Regions from separate parts of the Homo sapiens genome. Here region 2 is linked to region 1. Evidence: chromatin loops called from intact Hi-C (ENCODE). Cell type or tissue: heart right ventricle. All regions are shown on one strand. Each heading gives the region's core, and the rest is flanking DNA. Links, peaks and the distances in the headings are about the cores only.

What was found. Peaks named below come from ENCODE experiments on the same cell type or tissue, not always from the same donor. Only the 100,000 strongest peaks of a DNase experiment are listed, where the experiment ranks them.
Region 2: a loop joins it to region 1, with 7 times the contacts of the local background. A loop is called at or near these places in 28 of 110 quality-filtered maps.

The regions. Positions count from the first base shown.
Region 1 is chr2:3,646,145-3,657,560 of GRCh38, forward strand. It overlaps a transcript of ALLC not described here. Among named protein-coding and RNA genes, the nearest start is that of ALLC, 6.3 kb to the right of the region's middle. RefSeq lists enhancers at 5,407-5,686, 5,797-6,545, 5,797-6,036. In heart right ventricle, for the core only: a CTCF peak has its summit at 5,024 (motif pointing left); DNase peaks (open chromatin) are centred at 5,027, 5,557 and 6,042; H3K4me3 peaks cover 1,034 bases; H3K27ac peaks cover 1,019 bases.
Region 2 is chr2:3,588,303-3,599,718 of GRCh38, forward strand. COLEC11 (collectin subfamily member 11) reads left to right here and starts at 6,810. Exons shown (of 7, transcript NM_024027.5): 1 at 6,810-6,866. In heart right ventricle, for the core only: a CTCF peak has its summit at 6,805; a DNase peak (open chromatin) is centred at 6,729; H3K4me3 peaks cover 1,806 bases; H3K27ac peaks cover 1,217 bases.

The sequences.
Region 1 (11,416 bases), core at 1,247-9,246:
GAAAGAGTGCAGGCATGTGTACTACCTGCTAGAGAAGAACCGGGTTCCCTAGGCTCAAGGGTCCTCCCTGTAACGGACCCACTGCATGTGCGGGTGCTGTCTGCCTTCTTCCTGAACCCCTGAAGGGAGTGGAGCCCAGGATACTGGTGCAGAAATGCCAATACCCCAGCTATGGCTGTTGCTGTAAGTAACAAAGTCCTTTATCTCTGACCCAGAAGTCTCATGTCTTCAGCCAGCACCCATGAACCTGGGACTGTAAGTAGGGTAAAATCTCAGGCCTTTCACAGTTCTTGACAGGAATTTCTTGATATCTCCTTGAATTTAATTCTCATCTCATTGGAAGGACATAGCAAACAAGTTTATTCCGGACCTGAGTGGTCCCTGGTTTGTTTGGATGGGAAGAGGAGCACCTTGTCTTCATGGAGCAGGTTCCAGGGAATGATGTACAGCTGGAGAAGCAGGTGCCGCTGCCTCGCCTGCTGGAAGGGAGCCCGTCAGAGCGACCAGGCTTTTGCTTCATTGGCGCAGACTCTGTGTATGAGAGATGGAGTCTTCCTACTGGTGCGTATATCCTTCTGGTGCTTACAAGCTACTGCAGCCATTAACTCACCCCTCTATCTGCTCACCCATGCATTCATTTACTAAGCAGTCAGTTTGAATATTTCTCCGTTTCTGACTCTGTCAGACCCATGGTTTTCTGTGTGGCAGTTCCAACAATGCCTGGAGTATAGCTGAAGAATTGGGGGATGCTGCTGTGTTTGTGTGTTGGGGGGCCAGGCTGTGTGTGGGGAGGGTTGTCACTGAGCAGGTCATCTCACTGAATGGGCAAGTCCTCAGTGGTCCCCACTTCTGGTCTCACAGGCTGTGCCCTGCTGTCCATCATCCCCGTGAGGACGCAGAGCCACTCCCTCAGCCCCCGCACCCCTCATCCCCCCATTGCCTCTGAACTCTCTGGTTCGCTGAGGTGGCCTTGAAATATAGGGCCCCAGACAGGCTGCAGGGGTTGCGCGTGTGATGACACAGGGACCATGTGAATGTAATTGGTAATATGTTCAACGCGACACACACATACGTCTAAGAAGCAAAAATCCTCCTTTACTTCAGTCAACTTTGCTCTAGTTGAGGGTCAGTCTTTCTAGGCCTTTTTCAAGAGCATGCACACACTCACACACACACACATACACACACGATTAAAACGTATCTGGAGAATGCCTCGGGGGTGGGCATTCTTTCTCACCTTCTTCATCAGCAACCTGTCTTGGGGCAATTCCCATGCTGCCCATGGGGCCTGCCTGCTTCTCCCATCCTGCCGCAGAGTATTCCAGAGTGTGGCCGCTGGGGGTTACTCACCCATCCTCTCCCGATGCCGCTGGGGGTCGCTCACCCATCTTCTCCTGATGCCCCTGGGGGTCGCTCACCCATCTTCTCCTGATGCCCCTGGGGGTCGCTCACCCGTCCTCTCCTGATGCCCCTGGGGGTCGCTCACCCGTCCTCTCCTGATGCCCCTGGGGGTCGCTCACCCGTCCTCTCCTGATGCCCCTGGGGGTTGCTCACACATCCTCTCCTGATGCCCCTGGGGGTAACTCACACATCCTCTCCTGATGGACACTAGCGTTGTCTCAGCCTTCACTCCCTGGTGATCACTAACGCATCCTCTCCTGATGGACACTAGCGTTGTCTCAGCCTTCACTCTCGCAACCCAGCTGCGGTCAGGCTCCTTGACTGCACCTTGATGTGCGCCGGTGAGACCCTATCTGTAGGGGAGAAACAGACCTGGAGGTTGAATGGCTGCACTTACAAATTTGATAACCAATCCAATGCCAAGTCTGGGCCTGTGAGTTACAGGCAGGAGAGGAGAGACCAGGCTCTGCTGATGATGGTGCAGTGGGCAGGTGTGGGGCAATGGGCAGTGGGTGTCCTGGGGACAGCAGCGCCAGGGAGCCCGGCAGCCCTGGCAGCCTCTCCCACTCCTGTGCTAGTGATGAGTCTGGGCCCTCAGGATGGGAGCAGGAGAGCTCTTTGGCCTAGAGAGGTTTGTCCTCTTTTCCATTTCTCCCCCCATTAAGGAGCAGAGGTAATTATTTTAATGGATGAGTCTTATTCATTATGTGGAGTGGCTTCTCCCTGACACGTCTCCCAGTCACACAGGAAAGCATGTCTTCCCATCTGTCTTTGATGAGGCTTTCACATGCTCGAGGCTGCTCTGCCCAGGCTGGGGGAGCCAAGACGCTCCTGACACTGGCAAAGCTCTCGTGCACACATAGGGTGTCAGCTCTGTGCATGTGAGGCTGGCTGGCTCTTCCTCACCTGCACGGCGGCATCCACTGCCCACAAAGCCTCCCTGGCTGCCCCAGGTCCACCAGTCCTGGAGGTGCTGCTGGCCTCGGGGATCCTGCAGGGTCTGGGGTGCTGCCCACAGAGTGGGTGGAGACTCTGCTTCCATGTGCGGACTCCTGGCCACAGGGAAGGCCTGCCAGCTGGGCCTCCATTCCCCTAGGGCTGCCCACAGCATCTTTGTCCAAGTGTCCACGGGGCTGTAGGCTGTCCACTGCCCCCCATTCTCTGCTCCAACACCAACCCCTGTCCTCCTGCAAATCCATGTGGGCAGACGGCCGCCTCTTCCACCAGCGCATCACACGACCCGCTGTGTCCCAGGCTGGGACACGACTTCAAGTGACAGTGTGATCTTCATGAAGTTACAGAAACATCCTAAGCCTCAGTTTCCTCATTGGTGGAGTGAATGATTTTCATGCCTCCCACTGGGGCCTTGTGAGGATTACATGACACGATGTGTGTAGGGCGGTCGGCGTGGCAGAGTACTGGGTGTTGAGTACTGAGTACCTGGCCCCGTAGAGAAGCCTGGGTGCCAGGCAGTGGTGAACATAGCCCAGGACAGTACGTTCTCATGCACGCCGTAGACGGGTTCATAGAAACGGCAACACACGTCATAGGTTCTTGGAAATGGCAGGCTTGGGTGAAATGGCAGTTAATGAAACCAGTTCCACAATGGGCGCGTTAATGAGCAAGACTGAAGTGCCTAGGGTGTCATTCTGGTCACAGGGTCATCACCAGACTTCGAAAAAAGACCCCAAACACTTCTTTTTTTTTTTTTTTTGAGACGGAGTCTCGCTCTATTGCCCAGGCTGGAGTGCAGTGGTGCGATCTCGGCTCACTGCAAACTCCACCTCCTGGGTTCACGCCATTCTCCTGCCTCAGCCTCCTGAGCAGCTGGGTCTACAGGCGCCCGCCACCACGTCCGGCTAATTTTTTGTATTTTTAGTAGAGACGGGGTTTCACCGTGTTAGCCAGGATGGTCTCGATCTCCTGACCTCGTGATCCACCCGCCTCGGCCTCCCAAAGTGCTGGGATTACAGGCGTGAGCCACCGCGCCCGGCCCCCAAACACTTCTAATATTAAATACTGAAGTAAATGTGGTTTACACATACATTTAAGAAAGATTAATAGAAATAAGATCCATGTTACCCAGTGATTCTGGTTCAGGGGTGCGGGTGGCCCACGCCTGACCTGGCAGCTCAGGGTGCAGGGTGGGCTCCAGCCCTGGAGAGGACGCTGTCCCATCGCAGGGCAACACACCCGCACTCACACAGGGACCGGGCAGACACACCAGGGACTCACGTGCACACGTGTGGACGCGGGAGGAAACCAGAGTGCCCAGAGACAACCCACGCAGACATGGGGAGAACAAACAGACGCCACAGACAGCGGCCCCAGCTGGGATTCAGTGTTTTTCCTCATCAGTGTTACAACGAAGCAAGGTTGGATGAAACAATTCGAGGACTTGCTGCCCGTAGCTTCCCCAGCTACAGCTGTTCAGCAGCGTCTAAGACGTTTTCCAAATTTGTTCTGTGAGGAACTGGACGTGATGCATTAGTGCCCTGGAAGGCACGGAGCCGTCATCTGTGGGTCTTCACCCCTTTCTCCCCTCTTATGTCTGATTCTTGCAGAAAACAAGAGCCGTTCGGCACTGGCTGCACAGTGCCCTCAATTGGAAGGGAAGAGGGCAGCGCTGGCTGAGAGGGCAGAGGAAGCCGGGACACCTCCTGGAGGAGGGAACACTCTCTGGGTTCTGGGGTTTAGGGAATTAGATAGCAAAGCCCTGTTCCAGGTTCCTGCAGGAGCTCCCACTGCTCCTCCTGGGGGCCGGAGTGGCATCCACAGGGCTCTCGGGGCAGCCAGGATTCCCTGTCTGTGGCCGGCCACCGGGCTGATGGCCCCTGAGTTGACCCAGGCAGCCTGCCTTGCCAGGACTGATGCTGAGCGCTGTTTGCTGGCTACTGAGTGAGAGAAACAGCGCACCACGGTGACTGTCAGGTGGAAGCCTGGTGAGGCCTGGGCAAGCGGGCAGCTGCAGCTCCAGCCCCAGCAGCACCTTGAAGCCCCTCGGCCCGGTGAACATGTGGGCCCTGGCAGCCACCTGCCCCATAGTTCTGTGGGGGTCAGCAGTGCGTGCACCTCCCTTCCAGATGCTCTGCTCCTGGGGCGTCTCGCACTTGTCTGGGGCTCAGTTTACTCCCATACAGGCGAGGAGCTTGGGTACAAACACCTCTGCCTCCACACTACCCCTCCCATGTGGGTACCCACTGTCACGCAGTCCCCACCCTGCAGACCCTCCACCAGGCTTCATGGAGGGGAGTCTGTGTTAATAGCAGGCACAGTGAAGGCGCACGGGGCCTTTCTTTGTACCTGGTTAATTCAGCAGTGTAGGATTATGCTTGCTTTAAAGCAAACGTGAGGGGCTATAAACACTGGGCCTGAAGTCAGAACCATTACCCTGATTTTATTCCCATAACTTCCGAGGAGGAGACCTATTGTGTAGACTGCAGAATCTGATCTGCAAAGTAGGAGGGAAACGGTTTGGTTAAGGAGAGAGCCGGGATTTATTAGGTGCTGCATTGAGGCATGACCGGAGAGCTGGCACGCGTGTATTTCTCAGAGCCCTCTGAAGCGTGGGCTGAGATGGATGAGCGCAGACACACAGCCTGGGGCTGCCCGGCGGTGGCGGCGGATCCGTGGCTCCATACTGCCATCTAGTGGGAAAAGAGGACGAGGACGGCGGCGCCCACACAGGCGCGGGGAGGTTTGCAGAGCCACGGAGGGCGCTCAGGCCGCCGATGCTTGCGGGAATTCTTTTTGGGTGGGTGGGTGGGTGGGGGGGGTGTGTGTGTGTGTGTGTGTGTGTGTGTGTGTGTGTGTGTGTGTGTGTGTGTGTGTGTGTGTGTGTGTGTGTGTGTGTGTGTGTGTGTGTGTGTGTGTGTGTGTGTGTGTGTGTGTGTGTGTTAGGAAGGGAGACGAGTTAAAGGCGTAGAAAGGACAAAGAGCAGGCGGGAGCAGGAGGCAGAGGCCGAGGTGTCAGACTCTTCAGAAAGCACCCGGCCTCGCTCCGCGTGAGTTCTCATCCTCAGTGGCACCCACGTTGTGTCCCTGCGGTGACAGCAGCCACGTAGACCTGACGACCGAAAGAGCAGTCAGGAGAAAGAAAGGTCACTTTGGCCGTTGATGGCAAAGACGAACTCTGGATGGAGGCTGGGCCAACCCCATGCGGAGCTCCATCGGCCGGGGAGGCGGGAAACATGCCCGGCGTTTCTTCAGGGGCAGGACGAGATCCCTGACAGATGTCGCGTGGCTCTCAATCGTCCTTATTCGCGGGCAGCTATTCATCCGGATGCTCCTCCCTTAGGCCTGAAACTGCTCTCGCGCTCTGCCCACGCCGTAGAAGGCAACTCAAGGTCACTGCATGGAAACCGTGCCCTTCGCTTCCCCTGTGGGCCCATCAGGGTCTGTGGCCGGTGAGGGCTGAGGTCACCAGACGCAACCCGGCTCAGCTCAGCAGTTCGGAACCAAGAACCACACGTTTCTTAGTTGCAAGCAGGAAAATCGCAGTCGGGCTAATTTAAGCACAAAGGGAATTTGTTGAAAGCGTTTTGGGAGCTCGCAGGAATTCTGGGAGGCCCGGAGCCCCGCCTCGGTGCGTGTGGAAGGGAACAAAGCCCATGGATTGTGCCGCCCACCACGACCTGCAAGGGCCCCTCGGCTGCCAGCAGCAGGTGCGGGTGGTTGCTAGGCTGCCCGCTGTTGCTATGGAAGCGGCTGTGCTGCTGTGTTTGCATTTCACTAGCTTCCTGTGCAGAGCCTGGGGGCCGGTCTGTCTGGTACCTAGAGCTCGGGGCCATTTTGTGGGCCTGCACAGGTTGTGCACTGCACAAATCCAGAGCCACTATTCATAGAGCTACAATCCGCACAATTCTACATGGAAGCTTTGTAGGCGTCCATGCCTTAGATACAAAGGAGGCTGGGAAGCACATATTTTTCCATTTCTATGGTGGGAAGAAAATGTGTTTCCTAAGGATGGAGATATCCCAAACAGCGTATATCAGTTAGCTTTTGTTGTGTAACAAACCACCCCAAAACTTTGTGATTTTTTTTTTTTTTTTTTTTTTTTTTTGGAAATGGAGTCTCGCTCGTTTAGCAGGCTGGAATGCAGTGGCGTGATCTCGGCTCACTGCAGCCTCCCGGTTCAAGGGATTCTCTTGCCTCAGACTCCCAAGTAGCTGGGACTATAGGCGTGTGCCACATGCCCGGCTAATTTTTTGTGTTTTAGTAGAGATGGGGTTTCACCGTGTTGCGCAGTCTGGTCTTGAACTCCTGAGTTCAGGCAATCAGCCTGGCTCAGCATCCCAAAACGCTAGGATTACAGGCGTGAGCCACCACGCCTGGCCAAAACTTAGTGATTTTAAATAATAACCATCCATTTAACCATTAATCTTAACTCTGTAGTCAGCAATTTGGACTGAGCTAAGCTGGGCAGTTGTTATGGTCTTGGCTGGGCTCACTCTGGTGTCTCTGGGTAGCTGGTGGGGTGGCTGGTCTCCAGTGCATCAGCTGGGAGGCCTGTCTGCAGCCTGCAGATTCTCACTTCAAGTAACTGGCCTGAACATGTCTGCAGGGTGGCAGCAGCATTTTGGCGCTGCTTCAAAAAGAGTGGGTGCACACGGGGCCCCCCGAAGCCTCCACTCAGAGCTGGAGCATCACTCTGTCTCCTTCTGTGCCCCAAGTTGGTCATGAGGTGAGCCCAGGGGTCAGGAAATAGACTCTGCCCATGATGGGAGAAGCTGTGGAGTTCCATTGCACAGGGGTGTGAGGGACTGTGGCCACGTTTGCAGTTTGCCACTTGTGTGAAGGAAGTTCAGATGTGGCCAGAATCAGGACAGACATCCATTGTGGCAGGGTTTGGAGAGGAGAGGGAAGGCCACTCCAGGTGACCGGCAAGGACTGGGCATGTGTTGAACTGAAGGCCTGGTGGCCCAAGTGGACCTGCGTCCTGCCAGCTACGATCCAGCCCTTGCCGCTTTCCCTGAAGGTGTGTCAGGCACTGTGAGCTGGGGTAGGTCCTTCTGCTAAAAAATTCCATCACAGTTTGTTGGGGGATTGTGGCAGCAGTGGGTGTCGAGAAGACAGTTTCTGGCATTGCTCTTGGGCTCAGGTACCACGAGGGTGCTGCCAGACCACACCGAGATGCTCTGCTCATCCTTGATGACCTCAAGCTCACCTCGTTTCCCTCATCCCGTGGGCCATGATGGTGCGTGGCAGAGCTGAGGGAAGACTCTGGTGAGGGCCAAGCCTATTCCAACATGTCCTGTGTATCTTTCCCGCTCCTGCTACCCCTGTGCTGCAGCCCTCAGTCTTATTCTAAGCCTTTCTCATCCCTCATCCCCCATCAGGCTTCCCTGCTGGGGTTTATCATCTATGGCTGTGTAACGAATTATCCCACGATTAATAGATCTTAGCTTGCATGGTTCCTGTGACCCAGGAGCTTGGGAGCAGCTTTGCTGGGTGGTTCTGTCTCAAGGAGTCTCAAGAGATTGCACTCAAGATATCTGCTGGTGCCACGGTCTCATCTGAAGGCTTGACTGGGCCAGAGGATCAGCTGCCAAGGTGGTTTGCTCACATGCCTGCGAGTTATTGCTGGCTGTTGGCAGGAGGACTTGGATCCTGCCATGTGGGCCTCTCTAGAGGGCTGCTGCATGACCCTATGACAAGGCAGCTGGCTTCCCTCCATGTGAGTGATCCAAGAGCCCTTGATGGGAGAACCTGCAAAGTCACATTGTAAAGAGGTGTGAGCGTGAGGAGAGGCGGTGGACTGCGACTGTGGCTGCATCCCCCACACGGGAGGAAAAGCAACGGCTGCAGTGGCTTTGATGGCGCAGCCTCGGAACCACGCTCTGCCATTTCTGTAAGGCCCTGCTGGTTGCACTGGGTGGTCCTGCTCAGCATGGAAGGGATTTACCAACGTATGAGTGCCAGGAGGTGAGGATTGCTGGGGCCGTCTAGGAGGCTGCCCAAGCTTGCTCCTTAGGGTTGTGCTTTTTCTAGATGAAAGCTAGTTCATCTGACCCACACATTCAGGTTATCATCTGATGGAAGCTGAAGAGCTCAAGACACACTCCCTGAGCACTTGTCACGAGCCAGACACTGCCAGAAGCTCTGGGATGACACAGTCAGTGCGTGTGACTCTCAGTGAACCCTCAGGTGTGCAGGAAACGTGACTGTCTTTTCTGCGTGTTTCCCTTCAGCTGAGTGGAAGAAACGTATTCTCAGTCAGTTCTGGACTTCATGCCCCATTTCCCTGGGGTCGTGTCACAGACAGGGCATTTGCAACTCTGCCTGGAAGGCGCAGAAAGAGGACCGCATGACTGTTTTCAGGCGAAGGTTGCCATGGATAAAGAAGCGCTTTGCATTGGCTGTGTAATGCGGCACAGCAAGTTAGCACGAATTAGAGGCTTAAAGCAGCATCCGTGACCTCCCTGTGTCTGTGGTCAGTGCCTGAGCCGCTCCCTGGACCCTCTCTCAGCCTGCAGTCGAGGTGTCCGTGGGCTACTCTCCTCCCTCTGCGGACAGGAACTGCTTCCTCGTGCACTCCCCAGGTCACTGGTGGGGTCAGCTCCGTGCTGGCTGCTGGCCTCTCTGCAGGGCAGGTTGCACCATGACAGCTGCTCCTTCAGGGCAATAAAGGAGAAAAGGCAGGGGCAGGGGTCAAGACGTAAGTCACAGGCTTCCGGAACTTCACCTGGAAAGTGACACCCATCACCTTTGCTGTGTCCTGTTCACCAGAAGTGAGCCACTGGGCTCCACCCACATTCGGGGAGAAGAATGGGGCGTGGATGCAGGTGGAGGGGGCCCAGCACCTTGAAGTTGCCCTACCCAGGCTGGCACATGTGTCCCAGGAGTGTTGTATGAGGGTGGGCAACATGGAAAACATGCACAGTTTATGTGACTGTCAAAGGAATGACTAGTTTGTTTGTTTGTTTTTTGAGATAGGGTCTCACTCTATTGCCCAGGCTGGAGAGCAGTGGTGCGATCACAGCTCATTGTAGCCTTGAACTGCTGGGCTCAAGCGATCCTCCCACCTCAGCCTCCCAAGTAGCTGGGAATACAGGTGTGTGTCATCATGCTTGTCTAATTAAAAAACTTTTGTTTTTCAGAGATGGGGTCTCACTGTGTTGCCCAGGTTGGTCTCAAACCCCTGGGCTCAAGGGATCCTCCCGTCTCAGCCTCCCGAAGTGCTGGGATTATAAGCATGGACCACTGTGCCCAGCCTTAGAATGACAAGTTTTAAGTATTTGCCTAATTAAAGGGACAGCATTAAGGAAACCACTGGCCTCTTGCAGCTGGAGCCATAAGACAAGCCTCGAGCATTGCCCCTGAGCTCTGCCCCTGTGCTTCTGCTGGAGCCCCTAAGCGCTGCCCTGTGCTTCTGCTGGAGCGCTGCAAAGCCTGTTGCCCGCTCCGGTGGGGGATGTGGGTAGCCTGCTGTCAGCAGAGCCAGCGAGCTCCCAGTGGAATGGGGCGGGGGGAGGAAGAGGTGGGAGGTTGTTGTGCCTGAAGAGTGGACATTTCCTCAACATCAGGTCCCCACCTAGTGAGCGGGACACCCACTTCAGCCAGGGGCTGCGCAGGGGTCGGGAGGAGCCCGTCCAGGCAGCCAGCACCTCCATCATCGCAGGCTGATCTCCTTGCCTCCTGGGAGCCCAGGGAGGCCGGGGATGGCGGCATTATTCTGAGGGTGCTCCAGCCCTTTCCATGAGAATCCTCATGTCTTGGCAGGACCAAGGCAGGAGGGTTGAAGCCCCTACGGAGCTCCGAGAACAGCCTCACGTCTGGCTCAGGCCACTGCTCTGGGACCACCTCTCTGCCAGCTCTTGTTCTCCTCCCGCCCCACAGATGGGTCCACAGGACGTCTGCTGTGCCACGATGGAAAGTTCTGTAGCTGTGCAGCCCAGCCTGTCGCCTCTGCCGCATGTGGCTGTTGGGCACTAGAAACTTACCTCATAAGACAGAGCATCCAAACTTTTAACTTCACTAAATTAAGTTGATTTTAGCGTTAGAGAAGTATTGAATTTAGCATAGCTAGTGGCTGCCACGTCGGATGGGGCAGCTAGCTGGCAGAGCCCTGTGCTCAACCTCTGGCCATGGCCCAGCAGCCCCAGCATCGCCCTGGAGCTTGGAGAAATCTCAAGCCTCAGGCCGTATCTCAAATCTGCAGCGTCAGAATCTGCACTTTAACCAGCTCGTAGGTGATTTGGAAGCACATTAGATTGTAGGAGCCAGCTCGGTGTGGAGGGCAGAGGTCAGGGTGTGGAGGGCAGGGGTCAGGGTGTGGAGGGCAGAGGTCAGGGTGTGGAGGGCAGGGGTCAGGGTGCCTTCTTCCATGGCTTTATCGGTGCCACAGCCTAGGCTTAGCGAAACCACGAGGATAAAAATAGGCCCTTCTGTTCTCCGCACCGTGAGCTTTGTGACTGATCCGAGGCGGCGAGCGGGGGCACTGCACTGCTGTGGCGGGGAAGTCACGGCTGACAAGAACTGCCAGGGACGAAGCCACGTGCATTAATTCATTAAAATACAGTCAGCTATGGAAGGCAGCATAGGATGTGGTTTCGTTCTTAAAGAATTTCATCTGGATGGGCAGACAGATGTGTAAACATGGACTCAAAGGCCGGGCGAGCTGAGATCAGACAACAGGCGCTGGACGCATCCTAACTACGGCTGGGTGGCGGGGCTGAGAGACGGGCTGGGGTTGGGGGTGGGGTTCTCAGTTGGAGGTGGCCTTGAGCCGGCCTTTCAAATGGCTTTGCTTTCCTCTGGGAAAGCTGGAGTTCAGGAGGAGAAGGCCGGTCAGGCCCTGGGGAAAGAAAACCCAGGAAGGAAAAAGGAGCGTGTGGGTGATGGATCTCCCTGGGACGCAGGTTGTCTTTCTGGAGCCCCAAGGGCCCCTGTGCGCGCCATCTGCTGTGCTGGGTTCTGGTTCCAGCTCAGTCCCTCCCTGCGCAGGTGACCTCGGGTGGCTTTCCTGCCTTCAAGGCCCCAGCTGATTCATCTGCAGAGTGGATAGCTTGCCCCG
Region 2 (11,416 bases), core at 2,120-10,119, 57 kb before region 1:
CACGGCACCCTCCTACAGCACCCCCTTCCCTCTGCCCCGCTTCCTCCTGGATCCCTGGCAACCGTGAGTCTCTTCTCAGTTTCTGTAGTTTGGCCATCTCAGGAGTGTTGTATAAAGACAATCATACAGTAAGGAGCATTTTGGGGCTGGTATTTTTCAGTGAGTAGAGTCCCTAGTTCCTACAAGGTGCTGCGTGGGTCTATGGTGGGTTCCTCTTTGTGACAGGGCCGCGTTCCATGGCGGGCATGTGCCACAGTCTGTTTAACCATTCACCTGTTGAAGGATGTCCAGGCTGATTATCCTGTTTTGGGATATTATAGGTAAAGCTGCTGTAAACCTTGGTGTACAGCAAGCTTGTCCAACCCACAGCCCTGGGGCTGCATGTGGCCCAGGATGGCTTGAACGTGGCCCTACACAAATTCGTAAGCTTTCTTAAAACATCGTGAGATTTTTTTTTTTTTTTGCTCACCAACTATTGTTAGTGTATTTTATGTGTGGCCCAAGGCAATTCTTCTTCCAATGTGGCCCAGGGAAGCCAAAAGACTGGACGGCCCCGGTGCGTGTGAACACAGCTTTCCACTTCTCTGGAATAATTCCTAGAGTGCAGCTGCTGGGTGGTAGTGTGGTTGTACGTTTAGTTTTTTGAGGCACTCTCGGACTTTTCCAGCGTGGCTGCACCATTTCTTTTTTCTTTCATTTTTTTTTTTTTTGTGACGGAGTCTCACTCTGTTGTCCAGGCTGGAGTGCAGTGGTGTGATCTTGGCTCACTGCAACCTCCGCCTCCTGGGCTCAAGCGATTCTCCTGCCTCAGCCTCTGGAGTAGCTGGGACTACAGGCATGCGCCACCACAACTGGCTAATTTTTTATTTTTAGTAGCGATGGGGCTTCACCATGTTGGCCAGGATGGCCTCGATCTCTTGACCTCGTGATCCGCCCGCCTCAGCCTCCCAGAGTGCTGGGACCACGGGCCTGAGCCACCACACCCAGCTGGCTGCACCATTTCACATTGCCCCCTGTTTCCCCTCATGCCAGCATTTGGTGTTGGGATTTTGTTTTAGCCACCTTGATAGACAAGTCGTGATAGTTCACTGTGGGTTTTGTTTGCATTTCTCTAATGGCTAATGGCGTTGAACATCTTTTCATGTGCTTATTTGCCGACTGTATATCCTCTTTAGTGAAATGTCTCTTCATGTTTTTGCCCATTTGCTACTTGGGCAGTTTGTTATTTTCCTGTTAAGTTCGGAGAGTTCTTTCTATATTCCCGACACTCTCCTTTGCTGGATTTGTGGCTGACAGATGCTTCCTCCCATCCTGTAGCTTGTCTTTGCATTTTCTTCACGGGGTCTTCTGCAGAGCAAAAGGTTTTAATTTTGGTGAAGTTCCATTGATCAGTTATTGCTCTTATAGATTGTACTTTGATGTTAGAATATCAAAGAATGATTTGCCTAGCCTTAGATCCTGAAGATTTTTCTTCCATTTTTTCTAAAAGTTTTGTAAGTTTACATTTTACATTGAAGCCCATGATCTATTTTGAGATAGTTTTTGTATGAGGTGTGGGGCTTATATTGGGGTTCATCTTTTTTGCCTATGGACGTCCTGTTGCTCCACACCGTTCATGGCACATGCTGTCTTCCCTCCACTGAATCGCTTTTGTACTTTTGTGAGAAAGCAGTTGAGTGTATCGGTGTAGATCTAGTTTCGGGTTCTCTGTTCTGTTCCATTGTATAATGTCTTAGAATTGGGTAGATTGATTCCTCCTATTTTATTCTTTTTTTTTTTTCTTTTTTTTTTTTTTTCTTTTTTTTTTTTATTTTTTATTTTTTATTTTTATTTTTTATTGATCATTCTTGGGTGTTTCTCGCAGAGGGGGATTTGGCAGGGTCATAGGACAATAGTGGAGGGAAGGTCAGCAGATAAACAAGTGAACAAAGGTCTCTGGTTTTCCTAGGCAGAGGACCCTGCGGCCTTCCGCAGTGTTTGTGTCCCTGGGTACTTAAGATTAGGGAGTGGTGATGACTCTTAACGAGCATGCTGCCTTCAAGCAGGGCAGAGGGGTTCCTCACTTCCCAGTAGGGGCGGCCGGGCAGAGGCGCCCCTCACCTCCCGGACGGGGCGGCTGGCCAGGCGGGGGGCTGATCCCCCCACCTCCCTCCCGGACGGGGCGGCTGGTCGGGCGGGGGGCTGACCCCCCCCACCTCCCTCCCGGACGGGGCGGCTGGCCGGGCGGGGGGCTGACCCCCCCACCTCCCTCCCGGACGGGGCGGCTGGCCGGGCAGAGGGGCTCCTCACTTCCCAGTAGGGGCGGCCGGGCAGAGGCGCCCCTCACCTCCCGGACGGGGCGGCTGGCCAGGCGGGGGGCTGACCCCCCCCACCTCCCTCCCGGACGGGGCGGCTGGCCAGGTGGGGGGCTGACCCCCCACCTCCCTCCCGGATGGGGCGGCTGGCCAGGCGGGGGGCTGACCCCCCCACCTCCCTCCCGGACGGGGCGGCTGGCCGAGCGGGGGGCTGATCCCCCCACCTCCCTCCCGGACTGGGCGGCTGGCCGGGCGGGGGGCTGACCCCCCCACCTCCCTCCCGGACGGGGCGGCTGGCCGGGCGGGGGGCTGATCCCCCCACCTCCCTCCCGGACTGGGCGGCTGGCCGGGCGGGGGGCTGACCCCCCCACCTCCCTCCCGGACGGGGCGGCTGGCTGGGCAGAGGGGTCCTCACTTCCCAGTAGGGGCGGCGGGGCAGAGGCGCCCCTCACCTCCCGGACGGGGCGGCCGGCCGGGCGGGGGGCTGACCCCCCCACCTCCCTCCCGGACGGGGCGGCTGGCCGGGCAGGGGGCTGACCCCCCCTCCCCCCTCCCGGACGGGGCGGCTGGCCGGGCAGAGGGGCTCCTCACTTCCCAGTAGGGGCGGCCGGGCAGAGGCGCCCCTCACCTCCCGGACTGGGCGGCTGGCCGGGCGGGGGGCTGACCCCCCCACCTCCCTCCTGGACGGGGCGACTGGCCAGGCAGAGGGGCTCCTCACTTCCCAGTAGGGGCGGCCGGGCAGAGGAGCCCCTCACCTCCCGGATGGGGCGGCTGGCCGGGCGGGGGGCTGACCCCCCCCACCTCCCTCCCGGACGGGGTGGCTGCCGGGCGGAGACGCTCCTCACTTCCCAGACGGGGTGGCTGCCGGACGGAGGGGCTCCTCACTTCTCAGACGGGGCGGTTGCCAGGCAGAGGGTTTCCTCACTTCTCAGACGGGGCGGCCGGGCAGAGACGCTCCTCACCTCCCAGATAGGGTTGCGGCCAGCAGAGGCGCTCCTCACATCCCAGACAGGGCGGCGGGGCAGAGGTGCTCCCCACATCTCAGACGATGGGCGGCCGGGCAGAGACGCTCCTCACTTCCTAGATGGGAAGGCGGCGGGGAAGAGGCGCTCCTCGCTTCCTAGATGGGATGGCGGCCGGGCAGAGACGCTCCTCACTTTCCAGACTGGGCAGCCAGGCAGAGAGGCTCCTCATATCCCAGACGATGGGTGGCCAAGCAGAGACGCTCCTCACTTCCCAGACGGGGTGGCGGCTGGGCAGAGGCTGCAATCTCGGCACTTTGGGGGGCCAAGGCAGGCGGCTGGGAGGTGGAGGCTGTAGCGAGCCGAGATCACGCCACTGCACTCCAGCCTGGGCACCACTGAGCACTGAGTGAACGAGACTCCGTCCGCAATCCCGGCACCCCGGGAGGCCGAGGCTGGCGGATCACTCGCGGCTAGGAGCTGGAGACCAGCCCGGCCAACACAGCAAAACCCCGTCTCCACCAAAAAAAAAAACGAAAACCAGTGAGGCGTGGCGGCGTGCGCCTGCAATCGCAGGCACTCAGCAGGCTGAGGCAGGAGAATCAGGCAGGGAGGCTGCAGTGAGCCGAGATGGCAGCAGCACCGTCCAGCCTTGGCTCGGCATCAGAGGGAGACCGTGGAAGGAGACCATGGAGGGAGACGGAGACGGGGACGGGGACGGGGACGGGGACGGGGACGGGGACGGGGACGGAGACGGAGACGGAGACGGAGACGGAGAGCTGATTCCTCCTATTTTATTCTTTTTCAAAATTGTTTTAGCTATTCTAGTTCCTTTCTCTTTTCATATACACTTTAGAATAGCCGTGTCTATATCTACAAAAATTATTGTTATGATTTTGATAGAAATTGTGTTAAGCTTGTACTGTATATTAACTTGGGGGAGAATCAACATTTTTACTCTGTTGAGTCTCCCAATCTATACTTTTTAATTTTCATTTTATTATTTTTGAAACAGGGTCCCACTCTGTCACCCAGGCTGGGGTGCAGTGGTGCGATCTCAGCTAACTGCAACATCCACCTCCCGGGCTCAAGTGATCCTTCCACCTCAGCCTCCTGAGTAGCTGGGACCATTCTACTATGCCCGGCTAATTTTTGTATTGTTTTTGTTAGAGACAGGGTTTCACCATGTTGCCCAAGCTGGTCTTGAACTCTTGGACTCAAGTGATCCTCCCACTTCAGCCCTGCAAAATGCTGGGATTACAGGCATGAGCCACTGTGCTTGGGGTGAGTCTCCTAATCTATGAAGACGACGTGTTTCTCTGTTTATTCAGATCTTTTTTGAGGTTTTCAGCAGCATTTTGTAGTTTTCAGCATGTAAGTTCTATATATGTTTTGTTAGATTTACACCTAAGTATTCCTTTTTTAAAGCAATTGTAAATGATATTATTTTGAATTTTGGTGTCTATGAGTTCATTGTTATTTTATAGAAATCTGCTTGGTTTTTCATTGTTTATTATTTTTTTGAGACAGAGTCTCGCTCTGTCACCCAGGCTGGAGTGCAATGGCACAACCTCAACTCACTGCACCCTCTGCCTCCCGGAGTCAAGTGATTCTCCTGCGTCAGCCTCCCGAGTAGCTGGGATTGCAGGCATGTACCACCATGCCTGGCTGATTTTTGTATTTTTAGTAGAGATGGGGTTTTGCCTTGTTGGCCAGGCTGGTCTCTAACTCCTGACCTCAGGTGATCCTCCCACCTTGGCCTCCCGAAGTGCTGGGATTACAGGTGTGAGCCACCACGCCTGGCCTACTTGGTTTTTTAAATGTTTGCCTTGTATCCTGTCACCTGTCACACTGATTTAATAGTTTCCAGGAGCTCTTTTGTAGACTCTGGGATTTTCTAAGTAGACAACCATGTCATCTGCAACAAGGGACAGAGTTATTTTATTTTTCGAATCTACATGCTGTTTATTTCCTTTTCGGGCCCTGCTGGTGTGCCTAGAACTTTAGCACTGCATTGAGTAAGAGGTAAGAGTGGACACCCTTGCCTTGTCTTGATCTCAGGAAGGAAACATTCCATTTTTGCCCATGAAGTATGATGTTAGCTGTGGCTTTGCCTTTGACAGATGCTCTTTATCAAGTTGAGGAAGGTCCCCTGCACCTATTTTTCTGAGAGTTTTTATCATGAAAGGTGTTGGTTTATGCCAAATGCTGTTTCTATATAAATTGAGATATTCATTTGATTTTCTTTGTTAGCTTGTTAATGGGTTTTTATCAAAGGAGCTTTGAATATTGACATAGCCTCACATTCCTGGATGAAACCCCATTTGGTCATAGTTGATAAATCTTTTTCTATATTGCTGAATTCTGTCTGTTAATATTTTATTAAGGATTTTCTCATCTATATTCATGAGGGTTATTGGTCTATAGTGTTTTTGTTCTGTCTTTGTCTGGTTTTGGTATCAGGGTAATAATCAACTTTATAAAATGAATTGGTAAATATTCCCTCCTCTTCTATTTTCTGGAAGAGGATGTGTAGAATTGGTGTTAATTTTTCTTTAAACGTTTTGTAGACCCTCCTGTGAAACCATCTGGCCCTGAAATGTCTTTCTGGGGAGCGTTTAAATTGCAAGTTCAATTCCCTTCCTTGGCATAGGGCTGTTGAATTATCTGTTTCATGCTGGGCATGTTGTAGTTCGTGTTTTCAAGAAGTGGTTCATTTTGTCTAAGTTGTCAAATTTATGTATAACTTCAATAATACGTTTTAAATAAAGAATCCATTATTTTTCCTTAATTTTATTATGTGTGTGGAATTTGTGTTTTTACAGTTTTATTTTATGATTTCTCAGTCTAAATAAATATTCACCTTTGAACCTAGCTTCTTATGATTGTAATTTTATATGTATCTTTTTCTTAAAGAAGGTTCCGCTATCCCCCAAAACATGCAAGATTCGGGCTGCATAGAAGCTGGATCTGTCCAGCCCCTGACTAACATTTGTTTCTGGCATTAAATGAAACTTGCCTTTAAATGAAACTTAAATGCGTAGAGTGAGTTTCCGGACTCACGTGTGGCCAGGTCTCCACAGGCCGTGGTCAAGCTCTTGCTGACTTTTGAAGCGAAATCCCATATGAACAAAGGAAAGGAGATCAGTCAGCTGCCCTCGTTTCTGTCTGATTGGTGCCAGGTGATGAGCGTCCCTCCTCTTTATGCTCTTTTGAATTTCCACAGTAGTCATGCTTATTTTTTCAAAAAACGAAAAGAAAGAAGAGAAAGCCAAAAAAGAAACAAAATTGGGATGTTCGGGTTGGAGAGTTAGCAGGGGCATCTCCAGGAGGGTCCTGCCCCCCACCCCAAAGCCGGCCTCAGGGAGTTCCAGGCGTTCCCACACTCCCCAGGCAGGACGGTGGACGCAGCGCAGACAGGAAGCTCCCCGAGATAACGCTGCGGCCGGGCGGCCTGATTTGCTGGGCTGTCTGATGGCCCGGGCCGAGGCTTCTCCCTGCGCCTGGGACTGCGGCCGCCTCTCTAAATAGCAGCCATGAGGCGCCTGGGGGCAGTGTCCTCGCGGGCCAGCGACGGGCAGGACGCCCCGTTCGCCTAGCGCGTGCTCAGGTAGGAGACTCTGCCCGGGGCTGCAGCTGAGGGTTTCACGGGGCTATGACAGTGCAGAGGGGAGGCAGGCAGGCTTCCAAACTGGGCGCGAGGTGGGCTCCTGCTGAGCGAGGAGGATGGGAATCTGTCCCTAGATCCAGGCAAAAGATTGAGTCTCAATAAATCTGGCACCAGAGTTCCAAAGTTTGATTAGTTCATGGCGGAAATTCGTGGAGCCTATTGATGAGATGGGATCCGACCCATGAGAGGTGCTGGATGATGGAGTCACCCTCTTGGGTGGCAGATTTCAAACAGCCCAAGGCCCAGGGGGCTAAACAGTCTTCGCTAATTCCAAACCGCAGTGCAGTACCTGGTCTCACAACCTGACGATTGTTCCTGAGCCTGAGCAGCGTCTGACGGGCCAGGCGGACAGCAGCCACGACTGCCCCCAGGGACCAGTGGCTCTGTGTTGGGCTCAGGAACGGGGATCAGAGAGGTGGGGGAAAGGTGGGCCTTGCTTTGGCAACTTTCCAGGGAAAGACTTTGAGTTCAGATGGGGTCATCTAAAACCAAGTGGGGTCATCTTGTCTCCAAAATTGGAAAGGAGGAAAGTTTCCTAGGGCCGCTGCCTCCTACCTGGATGCCTTGCGCTAGGAACTGGCGGTCTTTTTAGAGCTGAGGTGATGTGGTCGTTCTCAATTTAAAGATGAACGTTTAAAGCCATCTCATGTGCATAGCTGGAATTTTGGTTTGATGGGAAGCACTTTGCCTGTGGTAGGCAGAGCACTGCCCCAATCTTTCACAGCTATTCGATTTTGTTTACAATTTTGAAAAATCCATGTACCGTAGAAGAGAGCACACCGGTAATGTGCTGACCGCTGGGGGAAGATAAGAGAGGATAGGTGCCTTCTTACTCTGTGCTCTTGGTAAGAAGCTAAGAGGAGCGTGTGCTGTTGTGGGTGGAATCCAGGCTGCCCCAGAAGGTGCTCTGTCACTGTAGGGAGGGAAACACCGCGGTGGGGCTGGGGCAGTCCCCAGTGAGAGGAACCTCCTCATGCTTCAGGGATGTGGTTCTTAGGAGGTATTTGTGGTGCCTGTAAGATGCTGGGCCTTGCTGTAGATACTTAATGAAAAAGTAGAATAGCATGTTTGGCAACTGAAGCCATGATTTTTTCTCATTGTCTATTTCATTTTTTTTTTTTTTTTTGAGATGGACTCTGGCTCTGTCACCCAGGCTGGAGTGCAATGGCACCGTCTTGGCTCACTGCAACCTCCGCCTCCCAGGTTCAAGCGATTATCCTGCCTCAGCTTCCTGAGTAGCTGGGATTACAGGTGTGCATCATGGCACCTGGCTAATTTTTGTACTTTTTAGTGGAGAGGGGGGTTTCACCATGTTGGCCAGGCTGCTCTCGAACTCCTAACCAGGTGATCTGCCCACCTTGGCCTCCCAAAATGCTAGGATTATAGGCATGAGCCACTGGGCCTGGCCCCATTGTTTATTTCATTCATAACATGTATTTCCTCTCAGGATTCCACGTTTAACCCCCTCTCCCCTGCTTGTCAAGTCTGCCCCTTCCATTGATGGGAGGGCCCTGAGCGTCTTGGGCCCTGGCTGGGAGATAAGGATGTTGTTCTTAAAGAGGTCCTGGGGGTAGCTGTGGCTTCTCCGTTTACAAAATGGAATTCCTCTTCTAAGAAGGCAGTCAGAGGGCGAGACCTCTGGGAAGCAGAGACTCCTTCGGGCGCCTGGGTGCCCTCACCCTGTGCCTACCTGCCCTGGTTCCTGCTGTGCGTCTGAGAGCGCCCCGCTGCAGGGCCTGTGCCTCCTTTGTGCCCATAGGCCTAGCTGGGGCCCCTCGCAGGAAAGTGGACAGAAACTCTGTGAATGGGCAGCGGGGTCAGTGAATGAGTGGAGCGAGTGAAGGCATGAGAAATCCCAGCCTGGGCTGTTCCGGGGATCAGTGGATGAGTGAAGTGAGGGAAGGCACAAGAAATCCCAGCCTGTGCTGCTCCGGGGTCAGTGAATGAATGGAGTGAAGGCACAAGAAATCCCGGCCTGGGCTGCTCCGGGGTCAGTGAATGAATGGAGTGAAGGCACGAGAAATCCCAGCCTGGGCTGCTCCGGGATCAGCAGATGAGTGTGAGTGAAGGCACGAGAAATCCCACCTGGGCTGCTCTGGTGTCAGTGAATGAATGGAGTGAAGGCATGAGAAATCCCACCTGGGCTGCTCCGGGGTCAGCGGATGAATGGAGTGAAGGCACGAGAAATCCCGCCTGGGCTGCTCTGGGATCAGCAGATGAGTGTGAGTGAAGGCACGAGAAATCCTGCCTGGGCTGCTCTGGGTTTCTCTGCTCACTACTCACCCCTTTTCTTGGGAGACGGAGCCTGATCTTTGTTGAAGCCACTCCTGGGACATCTGCGGAGTGAGGGCAGTAAAAGCCTTGCTGAACACCTGGTTATACCTGAACAGAATCACTTCTAGCTAGAGGGGAAATTCCCATGTCAGCCTTTGATTCCTGAGACATTAAAAAAAAAAAAAACTAAACCCAGTTTGCATCCAGCAAACACTGAGAAGTGAGGTTCGACTTGCGTACTGAGTGGGTGGGGAGGAAGAGTTTACTATTGCTTTCAGAAGCCACATACCACAAGGAGCCAAAATACTGCTGCTGAGGCAGGAGCCGGGGAGACTACGGTTATGAGCCCAGTGGACCAGCACGTCTGGCTACAAACCTTGTGGTGCCCCTTGTTTTGACATTATTTTTGTATTTTTTATTTTTATTTTATTTTATTTATTTCATTTTTTTGAGACTGAGTCTCACTCTTATCACTCAGGCTAGAGGGCAGTGGTGTGATCTCGACTCACTGCAACCTCCACCTCCCGGGTTCAAGCGATTCTCCTGCCTCAGCCTCCCGAGTCACTGGAATTCCAGGCACCCGCCACCATGCCCAGCTAATTTTTGTATTTTTAGTAGAGACAGGGTTTCACCATGTTGGCCAGGCTGGTCTCGAACTCCTGACCTCAGGTGATCCACCCACCTCGGCCTCCCAAAGTGGTGGGATTACAAACGTGAGCCACTGTGCTTGGCCCATTTCAACATTATTAGGAATTTCAGGACAATGACAGCAGGGCAGTAACCCACGTCTGCAGACTGCCTGCCCTGGAAATACTGTGTAGACATTAGATATAATAAAGATTTGGAAACACGGAAACACCACGAGGAGAAGAGCAGAAGGCTCTATTTGCGATGCAATTGTGAACTTTCGTTCTGTTGTTTGTTCCTTTATTTACTCATTCACTTGTTCACTCAGTTTGGTGCCTGCTAAACTGCAGGCTTCTGCGTGCCCAGAGACCTTTACGAAGCTGTAGCTTGCACAGATCACTTGCATGTGGACCCAAGCCTGGCAGCGAACAAGGAAGGTGGGAGGAGTGAAGTCAGCTGGTGGGGTCCTGGGTTTCCGCTTTTCGGTTGCCCTTATTGTTCTAATATCCGCGTGAGCACAGGGGAGAAGGGTGTGGGCACAGGCAGCGGGTGAGGGGTGTGGAGAGGAGGCTGGAGGCGGACCGTGGGTGAGGGGTGTGGAGAGGAGGCTGGAGGCGGGCCGTGGGTGCGGGGTGTGGAGAGGAGGCTGCAGGCGGAGTGCCCAGCTGCGTGGCCTGGTGGTGGAGTTGGGGCCGATTGTTCAACTTTCCATATTGCATTGTCTTTAGAGTGAGGAACTGTAATAAGGTACAAGGTTGTTTTGGGAATTAAATCAGATATGTGTCCACATTTGGTATACAACGTATATTGGCTCCTTGTTCTCTCCATCAAAAACCTATTTTTAAAAATCCCTTACATCGTGACTGAAGGAGGAAGGTGAGCCCTTCCTTTGATGCATGGGGAGAGGGTAGTCGGGCAGAAAGAGGAAACAGCCAACAGTGCTGGGAAGCCCTGGATTTCAGTCCCACCCTCACCACACACTGGTTACGCAATGCTGGGAAGCGTTCTTAATTTTTCTTTTCTTTGGCTTCCTCATCTGTGACGAGTGCGTGATGGTGCTGATCTCTGTGCAGTGTATGGGAGTTATTTTCCTCCAACCCAGTGGACGTTCTGTACCCCTGTCCTTTACAAAGTCATTTCTGTAAGGGGCTCTGCAGGAAGAAGCCAGGTCCTCATCTGGTGCGCGATGACCCACACCACAGGACGGCACTGAATGGAAACGGGTTTCCCTGTACCCATTCTGCGGGAGAATTGACTGACGCAGAGGCACTGTGCGGGGGACAGGCATTCTCAGATGAGGAACCCTGGCTTCTAGCCCTTTCCCTGGACTGGGAGCCCATGCATGTGATCACAGTAGGATCAGGAGCTGCCATTTGGTGAGCATTTGCTATGTGCCACACTGGGTCACGGTGCCACACGCATTAATTACCGCTGCAATCCCTTCAAATAGCCTATCTCCATATTAAGAGAAGGGGAGGGGCTTGCAAACGGCATGTGGTGTGGCCAAGGTGCTGGTAAGTGGTTCAGTGGATTTGTAGCTGTCCCTCACCCACTGCCCTCAGGATGCCAAGTCCCGGGAGGTCTCTGGG